Regions from separate parts of the Mus musculus genome. Here regions 1 and 3 are each linked to region 2. The links are chromatin loops, found by intact Hi-C in ENCODE. Cell type or tissue: left cerebral cortex. All regions are shown on one strand.

The links. A loop is a pair of places that touch in the nucleus more often than their neighbours do. Peaks named below come from ENCODE experiments on the same cell type or tissue, not always from the same donor. Only the 100,000 strongest peaks of a DNase experiment are listed, where the experiment ranks them.
Region 1: a loop joins it to region 2, with 7 times the contacts of the local background. A loop is called at or near these places in 3 of 42 quality-filtered maps.
Region 3: a loop joins it to region 2, with 2.6 times the contacts of the local background. A loop is called at or near these places in 3 of 42 quality-filtered maps.

Annotation. Positions count from the first base shown.
Region 1 is chr13:93,183,816-93,186,315 of GRCm38, forward strand. It overlaps Tent2 (terminal nucleotidyltransferase 2), which reads right to left. Exons shown (of 15, transcript NM_133905.3): 2 at 2,488-2,500; 3 at 1,993-2,082; 4 at 264-501. Among named protein-coding and RNA genes, the nearest start is that of Tent2, 7.4 kb to the right of the region's middle. In left cerebral cortex, no CTCF peak of the experiment used is centred here; a DNase peak (open chromatin) is centred at 1,463.
Region 2 is chr13:92,985,569-92,988,068 of GRCm38, forward strand. No RefSeq gene overlaps it. Among named protein-coding and RNA genes, the nearest start is that of Gm41019, 19 kb to the right of the region's middle. In left cerebral cortex, a CTCF peak has its summit at 1,328 (motif pointing right); DNase peaks (open chromatin) are centred at 1,377 and 2,281; H3K4me3 peaks cover 272 bases; H3K27ac peaks cover 1,816 bases.
Region 3 is chr13:93,191,303-93,193,802 of GRCm38, forward strand. It overlaps Tent2 (terminal nucleotidyltransferase 2), which reads right to left and starts at 1,115. Exons shown (of 15, transcript NM_133905.3): 1 at 792-1,115. In left cerebral cortex, a CTCF peak has its summit at 1,211; DNase peaks (open chromatin) are centred at 734 and 1,161; H3K4me3 peaks cover 1,716 bases; H3K27ac peaks cover 1,269 bases.

The DNA of each region.
Region 1 (2,500 bases), 200 kb after region 2:
CCACCACTACCAAGTCATTCATTCATTCATTCATTCAAAAAACAGGATGCAAGAGACTAACAAATCAAATGTTTTAGGTTCTAATCCCAAATTTTGTAAGTTTAAAAAAAAAAAATCTGATCCTGACAGGTATACTCATGACAGGAAAATCAGTGATATTTAGAAAGAAAATAAATGTAGAAAATTAGGTACTCCTGATCCTTTTAAATACATTCTTTATATGAAACTTCAAGAGGCAAAACAAACAACTGTATTAAAATTACCTTATCTTTGGCCTCAGGCAGTGTGATTTCTCGAGGTTCTAACAGTGGAATTTCTCGAAGAGGTGGAACACATCTGACTATATCTGGTATATAGTGCGTGTGAAACAACGGTGGCATGGAATATCTTCTGTCACCTGATAAAGGCACTAGCTGGTTGATTATAGTTGGCTCTTGGTGGGGTGAATGGAAACGCTGCCGTTTACCATCAAGAGGAAAAGCTTTTTCATCGCTTATTCTCCTGAAAACAAGCAAATATACCTTAGTGACTAAAGTCACAGCTTCCTGACCAGAGATGCATAAAACATGGAAACAGATAATAACAACGCAGTAACTCTTTGGAAAAGGCAGCATTGTAAACTCCCTAGTGGACTTTTACTATTTACTTTCAGCACAAGAAATGCCTTCCAATGCCTGACAAAAATAAAGATAATTAATGATATGCACTTGAACTACCAAAATGAGTCACCACATTGAACACACTATAGAAAAATGGCTATTTATGCATTATACAATTGCTAAGAATTAAAAATAACTAACAATAGGTAAGTAAATTGAGTAATATATAGTGATACACACACACATATATTTTTAAGGGCCTTTGAACAGACCTATGTTCTGGCTCATTGGTGGGGGGAAAATGGACATTTTTATAAAGGCTATAAAAGGTAAAGGACTGCAGGAAATACTTGGAAAAAAGCTGTACTTCAGATAATGTGTGTTAACATAAATGTCTTGGGCATAATTAAAGTACTCTGGTTACATAGGTTCCATGTATTTTTATAAGGAAAAGGCTGACATGTTTTAGCATAAAGCAATGCCAACAGTTTCCTTCCCTGTAACTCAGGGGAACTGTGAGAGTGGAAGAGAAAACAAACAGCTGAGGTCTGCAGCCAATGACTGTAGGGAAGGCCACACAGAGGTCCATTAGACAAGCTTTTACATATCCCCACAAATTCCAAATTTTTCAAAAAAAAAACAAAACAAACAAACAAAAATAATTAAATCAGAAGAGAAAGCTTGCCAAGCTTTTGCAAAGCCCTGGGTTCAAACCTCAGGACCAGAAAAGAGGGAGGCAAGTAAGCTGACAAGGGAGTATTTACTAAGACGTTCGTTCACATAAAATATCTTATGTCACAGAAAATGGTTCAATTCCTTTCTAGCTCTAAAAGCCTTTGGGCCAGCACCATCTAAAGGATTTATTATTACACCGCTCCTCTGGGAGTCTTCCAACTCTTCTATCTTTGCAGACTCACAAAATAACTGAACTCCTACTCATAAGTAAAAGTATTCAGGGCTAAACACATAAGTGTTCATTTGTTATTTTTAATACTGAAAGTAATTACAGCATACACACTGAGTATCTCCAATTAAAATATTAATTTTAAAAAATCTTTAACTATGAACTAATGGAACTTATCTTTACTCATGGCTACTAAGGCAATTTCAAAAAATACACAAATAAAACTAATGAAGTCAATAGTCTTAGAACCAGTATATAACTTTTCCAATGACAATCCAGAAAACTTGGAATGTTCATCATATAAACTTGTTCATAGAAACTTGGTTCTAGAAGCAGAAAGCTACATTTCAAATTCCAGCTATACCATCCATGTCTCCATCCTTCAGCTTTTGTACAAACGAATAGGCTACACTGTCCATAATTTTATAAAACTGCTACACATTTCTTAGGACTATAACATTTCTTCTAAAACACTCGAGAAATACTTACTTCCTTCCTCGAAATAATGGAGATGTTGAGGTCTGTATTGGACTGACAGTTCCATATGTCAGGGGCTGTAAGGACACAGCTCTAGACAAGCTACCAAAAGCAAAGAACAATAGTAACATGAATATTTTTTCCTTAGAACCAAAAATCCCACACAAACTAAATACTTTACTAGTCAAAAACCAACACAAACAAAAACCCCAAGGTTTAATAATATTTTTTCAGGGCTGGAGAGATGGCTCAGTGGTTAAGAACACTGACTGCTCTTCCAGAGTTCGGGAGTTCAATTCCCAGCAACCACAACCATCTGTAATAGGGATCCAATGCCCTCTTCTGTGTCTGAAGAGAGTAACAGTGTCTCACATACATAAAATAAATAAATCTTTTAAAAATAAATAATAATAATAATAATTTCTCTATTTCTAAATACTGAACACAAAACTTTATATCAAAGAGAAAACAACTTAATGACATGGTACAATAGAACACCATACTTACTCTACATTTTGAA
Region 2 (2,500 bases):
GTTAAAAATAAAAATTTAAAACCCACACACACACACCAAAAAACCTTCTTTGTTTCCAAGAGCTGCCTAATTTGTAAATCCTTCTTGTTTTCTTTGTTCAAAGAAATTTCATAAAATTCAATTCATTATAGAAATGTTCCTTTCAGCAAACCAAGGCATAATCTCCAAACATCGTGGGGTTCATTTGGAAATCCATAATGTAAAGGCATTTTGAAAATGCTGCTATGTTAAATCTTGTGTCTATCTCTCTGTGTCACTTTCCTTTCTGTAGGACTATTTCACAATAAAAAGAAAACTTGAGCTATTTTAAGCTGACCCAAAGTGAAAATTTGGTGATATTAGTGATGACAGCCCCTTATTAATAAAGACCCGGATGAAAGAATACGGGGAAGCAAAGAGGACTTCCTGCAACCTCTGGAAGGACAAGCCTGTCACAACCAACTACAAGATAGAGTGAAAGAAACTCTCATGTGTCAACACATCGTGAGACACGGGTCAGGGCTCTGTGCGCCCCGTGACATTGATCACCCTGTGGTTTAAATAAGACGGAGGAAACAGAAGTTCTTCATCAGCAACAAAAGAATCTCACAGAGGACTCAATGCTGACAGGCCCTTGGGATAGCTGATCCAGAGAGCAGTGAACCATCTTATACTGGAGAGATAGTGGAGATGGGCAGCTGGCCATCGGAATCTCTGCTCTCCCCTCCACAGGGTGGACTTGGTACCCATAATCTAAGAGCTGGGGACATAAAAACAAGTGGGCCCCTGGGGCTGGTTGGCCAGTCCTCAAAGCTTAATTGTCAAGCTCCAGGCCAGTGAGTAAGAGAACCTGTCTTAAAAAGTATTAGAAAGGTAGAAAGGTGGACTGTGCCTGTGGAATGATATTCATTCTCTCTCTCTCTCTCTCTCTCTCTCTCTCTCTCTCTCTCTCTCTCTCTCTCTTTCCCCCCTCATATGTCACCTGCACACACATATAAAATTTAATGTAATGTACAGAGGATGCCAATGAATACACATGCTATTCATGTCGTTCATTACTGTTACCTTCATGGAATTATCAGACATTATTTGAAAGTTAGTTAATTCTAGGAGACTGTTCTATGGTTATAGCCCATCTCTAAGCGACTGTGACCATTACACGTACATCAAAATGCAAAACAAACAAACCCTCATCGATTCCCTTAAGGTTTTTAGAAACCTTATTAGAACAGTCAACTAGAAACTTTACAAGCCAAAGCTGCGGAATCAGTTCTTTCTTAAGAGCAGGACAGGTGACTCAAAGCCCAATTCACCAGGTGCCTCTGCCATTCAGCTGCAGGTCCAGCTATGGCCAGCAGAGGGCAGTGTTATACACAGACTTTGCCACTTTGGACGCTCACTGTCCGTGGTTTGGGGTATTCTTTTCCGCCTTATTTTTAATCGCCTGTCTCTGAAAGAAAAGCTGTGGTATTTCAGAAGTGACTGTTTTTCCCCAGGTTCTTATCTGCTTGTGTTGCGTTTTGTTACCTTGCCTGTTTCTGCTGGCTGCAACAGGCTCGGGTGATGTGGGGAGGCATTCTAGGCTGGAAGGGTAGAAATGGGCTCTGCAATAGGTGTGCCCTGGAAAGTGGGGGCGTCCCCAAACTCCCACCTTTTCCTCGAATCTGCTTGTGCAGCCACCTACTCTCTTTGTCTTTTCTTGGGTCTCTCTTCACCTGCCTTGTTTCTGCCGCTGACTCCATCCATTTCTCTCCCACACCATAGCAAGCCTGGGGCTACAGTGACCTCCAGTGATGCCTAATTGTGCGGTGCCTGTGAACATTTTCAGAAGCTCCTGTGTGAGGCCCTGGGACCCACTGGTGAGCCCAGTAAGAAACTGTGTGGCTCTTTCCTGTCCCCTCATCTCTTCATAATGCTTCCTAAAAGAGCTGAACTCCGGCACCCCCTTCCCTGGAAAACCTCTCTGGATCTTGGACTGACGCCGGCATTCCCGGCATCCCCTCCGTGATGCTTATGACAGTGTCAGCTCCTCACCGTTGCCTGTCCCTCTCTAAAGTCTGGGAGTCAGGAACTCTTTCTTCCCTTTCCCTCTTTGCATTTATGCTGCAAGCTTCTTTTGGGACCTTGAGGACAGAAACGCGAAGAGTCTTGATGTCGGTCCTCCCAGCGTGGGGCACGCCGCCTCATCCAGTTAACTAGCAGGCAGAATCTGGGCCCAGCAAGTTGTTCTTTCCTTCCCTAAAGACTTCTATAGACAACAGCCCCTGGCCTCTGTCTCTGAAACTCCCACTCACCCTCGCATCCACTAGCCATCTGTCTCCCTCCCATATTTCTGACCTTTCAGAGAACAGATGAGTCAGACACCCTGTCTAGAGTCCACAGACATTCACTTCATCTCCAGCCTCTCCAGATCATGTGCACTGGTGACTACATCTAATTTCTCCTTGAACTGCCTGCCTTGCTCTCTCCAGTGGCCTCACCTTGCCTGTGCTTCGGCCCCACTTCCTCCTGTGGGCAGCCC
Region 3 (2,500 bases), 210 kb after region 2:
AGTTTCACAGAGTCTGTGTATTTCTCGAACACATACAATTGGGGCAATTCACACCAACCAGTGTTTCTATTACAGGTTACTAATCAGTACAGATTAACCGTGTTAATAGCTGTTAACACAGCAAAGCCCTATAGTACTAAACTATGTACTATGATGGTAGTGTGACTTCACAAAAACCATACGCTAAACACGTTAAATTTCCAATCCTGTTTGACCTGCACAATTTTTCCTCTTCCTCTTATCAACAAACTAATTACTTTAAACAACGCTCAAATAGGGCAAAACAAGAAACTTAAATCACAGATACCAGGAAACACATTGCCCCTTGTGTTCTTAAGCAGTTAAAGAAAGGAGAGCCCAACCACAAATATGACTAGGAAAAGTGAATTCGACCATCAGCCAGTCCTGACCTGACTGAGATGACTCCATGCTGTTTAATTGTCTCAGAGATAAATGCCTTCCACAAGAGTTCGTTAATTTAGACATTTACCTTGGGTCTCCACTGCCTTTTGGAACTCCAAGAGGGAGTATCAAGACAGTCTTACTCTTTCGGTCTAGGGAGTGAGGAGAGGGCGGGAGGCGACATGAGAACTAGCGAGAAGACAGATCAGAGAAAGGCCAACATTCTTCCCAAAGTCCGGCGGCCTGGGAACGCCCCTAATCCAGGGAGCTCCGGGGGAGCGCCAGGCTCTCCCGCGCAAAACACAGCGCCAGTCTCAGCCAAGTTTCACGCGCCCGGCCGGGGACCGGGGCCTGCACTCGTGCATCCCCACCGAAGCCCTGAAACTCACCGGCGTCCACGCCGAAGGGCCGAGCGGGGCCCAGCGGCACTGCCCGCCAACACGCTCCCAGGCCGGAGCTGCCGCCCGAGCAGGCAGAGGTAGGAGCAGCCAGCGGCCCGGCGCAGCGAGGCCCAGCTCGGGCGGGCAGGGCGGCGGAGAGTCACGAGCCTAAGGCCAGGCCCGCGCGGCCGTGGAAGGCTGGGGGTGGCGACAACAAAAAGAAAGGGGGGTGGGGGAGGAAAAAAAAAAAAAGGCGGAAGACTAAAAAGTCGCCGAAAAGGCGGCGTAGACAACCCTGTCACAGGACCCGGAAGATCAACGTGACCCCGGAAAGGAATCATCAGCGGGAGCGAAAGGTCAGACTTCCGGCAGCCGACACTGGAGAGCGCGTTTGCTGAGCTGCGCAGGCGCACAGCCCCACCCTGGTCCAGCCAGGGAGTCTGCGGCGGCTGCTGAGATGGTGGCGAGGGAAGGTACAGCCCGGCCCTTCCGCAGGGCAGTAGGCCACCCCGCTCCGCTGGCGCCGCCTCCTAAGTTACGTGCCGCTGGCCATTTCCAGGAGGCCTGTTCTGTCCATGGAGGGCCTTCCAGGAGATATCCAAAACCAACCTTCCCATTGCTGGAAAGATCAGTATGAAATCGTGGGTGATGTTCTCCTCAACAACAAACAAACAAAAACAGTTTCTTGGAGACAAAATCATGCCTCTAAGGCCCCCAAAACCACCCACACATTACCCTGCCCTAGCTCGCACTCACTTGTCTAACAAATACCCACCATTGTTTCTCATTGAGAGAACTTTAGTATCTGGTGAAACTGTCTAAACTGCTTGATTTATTGATGAATATCTGTAAACAATAGCCCTGTTTTGTCCCCGTAGAATCTGACCGTTCCCAATCCCGAAAGTAATGATTTGTTTACTGCTTTTTGGTTTTCTTGTTATTTATTCTGGGTTTTTTTCCCCCATTGTTTTTAGTTTGGTTGTTTTTTTGTTTTTGTTTTGTTTTTGTTTTGTCGGGACAGGGTTTCTCTGTATAGCCCTGGCTGTCCTGGAACTCACTTTGTAGACCAGGCTGGCCTCGAACTCAATAGTTATTCAATTTTTAATTTTTCTACCTTAATTCACAAACTGAGGTCATTTCTGTGATAATACTTAGAGTCGTTTGATAACTTACTATATGAATAATAACTTAACTGAATCCCACTTATTTCGATAAAGAGTTTTCGTTTCACTTGACTTGCAAAGTCTTTATAAATTATATTTGAATCATTTAAATAATTTTTTAAAAAACTTGTCACGTGCTTCCGAGTATCATCTGATGTGGTAAATGTTAATTGTGCTTTGGTAATAAAGTATGTTCAGTTATTGTGTAGAGTATTTTATAAATGTCAGTTAAGTTGATCTTCAACATGGCTCTGGTTTCCTGTCTTGCTTGTCTTTTCGGGCATAAAAAGGGCATATAAGAAGGCTAGGGCCAAGACAGGTGTGGTGGTGCACGCCTTTAATCCCAGCACTTGGGAGGCAGAGGCAGGCGGATTTCTGAGTTCAAGGCCAGCCTGGGCTACAGAGTGAGTTCCAGGACAGCCAGGGCTACACAGAGAAACCTTATCTCGAAAAACCTAAAACAAACAAACAAAAATGTCAGCCTATCATGTATGAGTCTCTGGGTTCAATACCCAGCACTGAAAAAGTACTGAAATATGGCTATAATTATGGCTC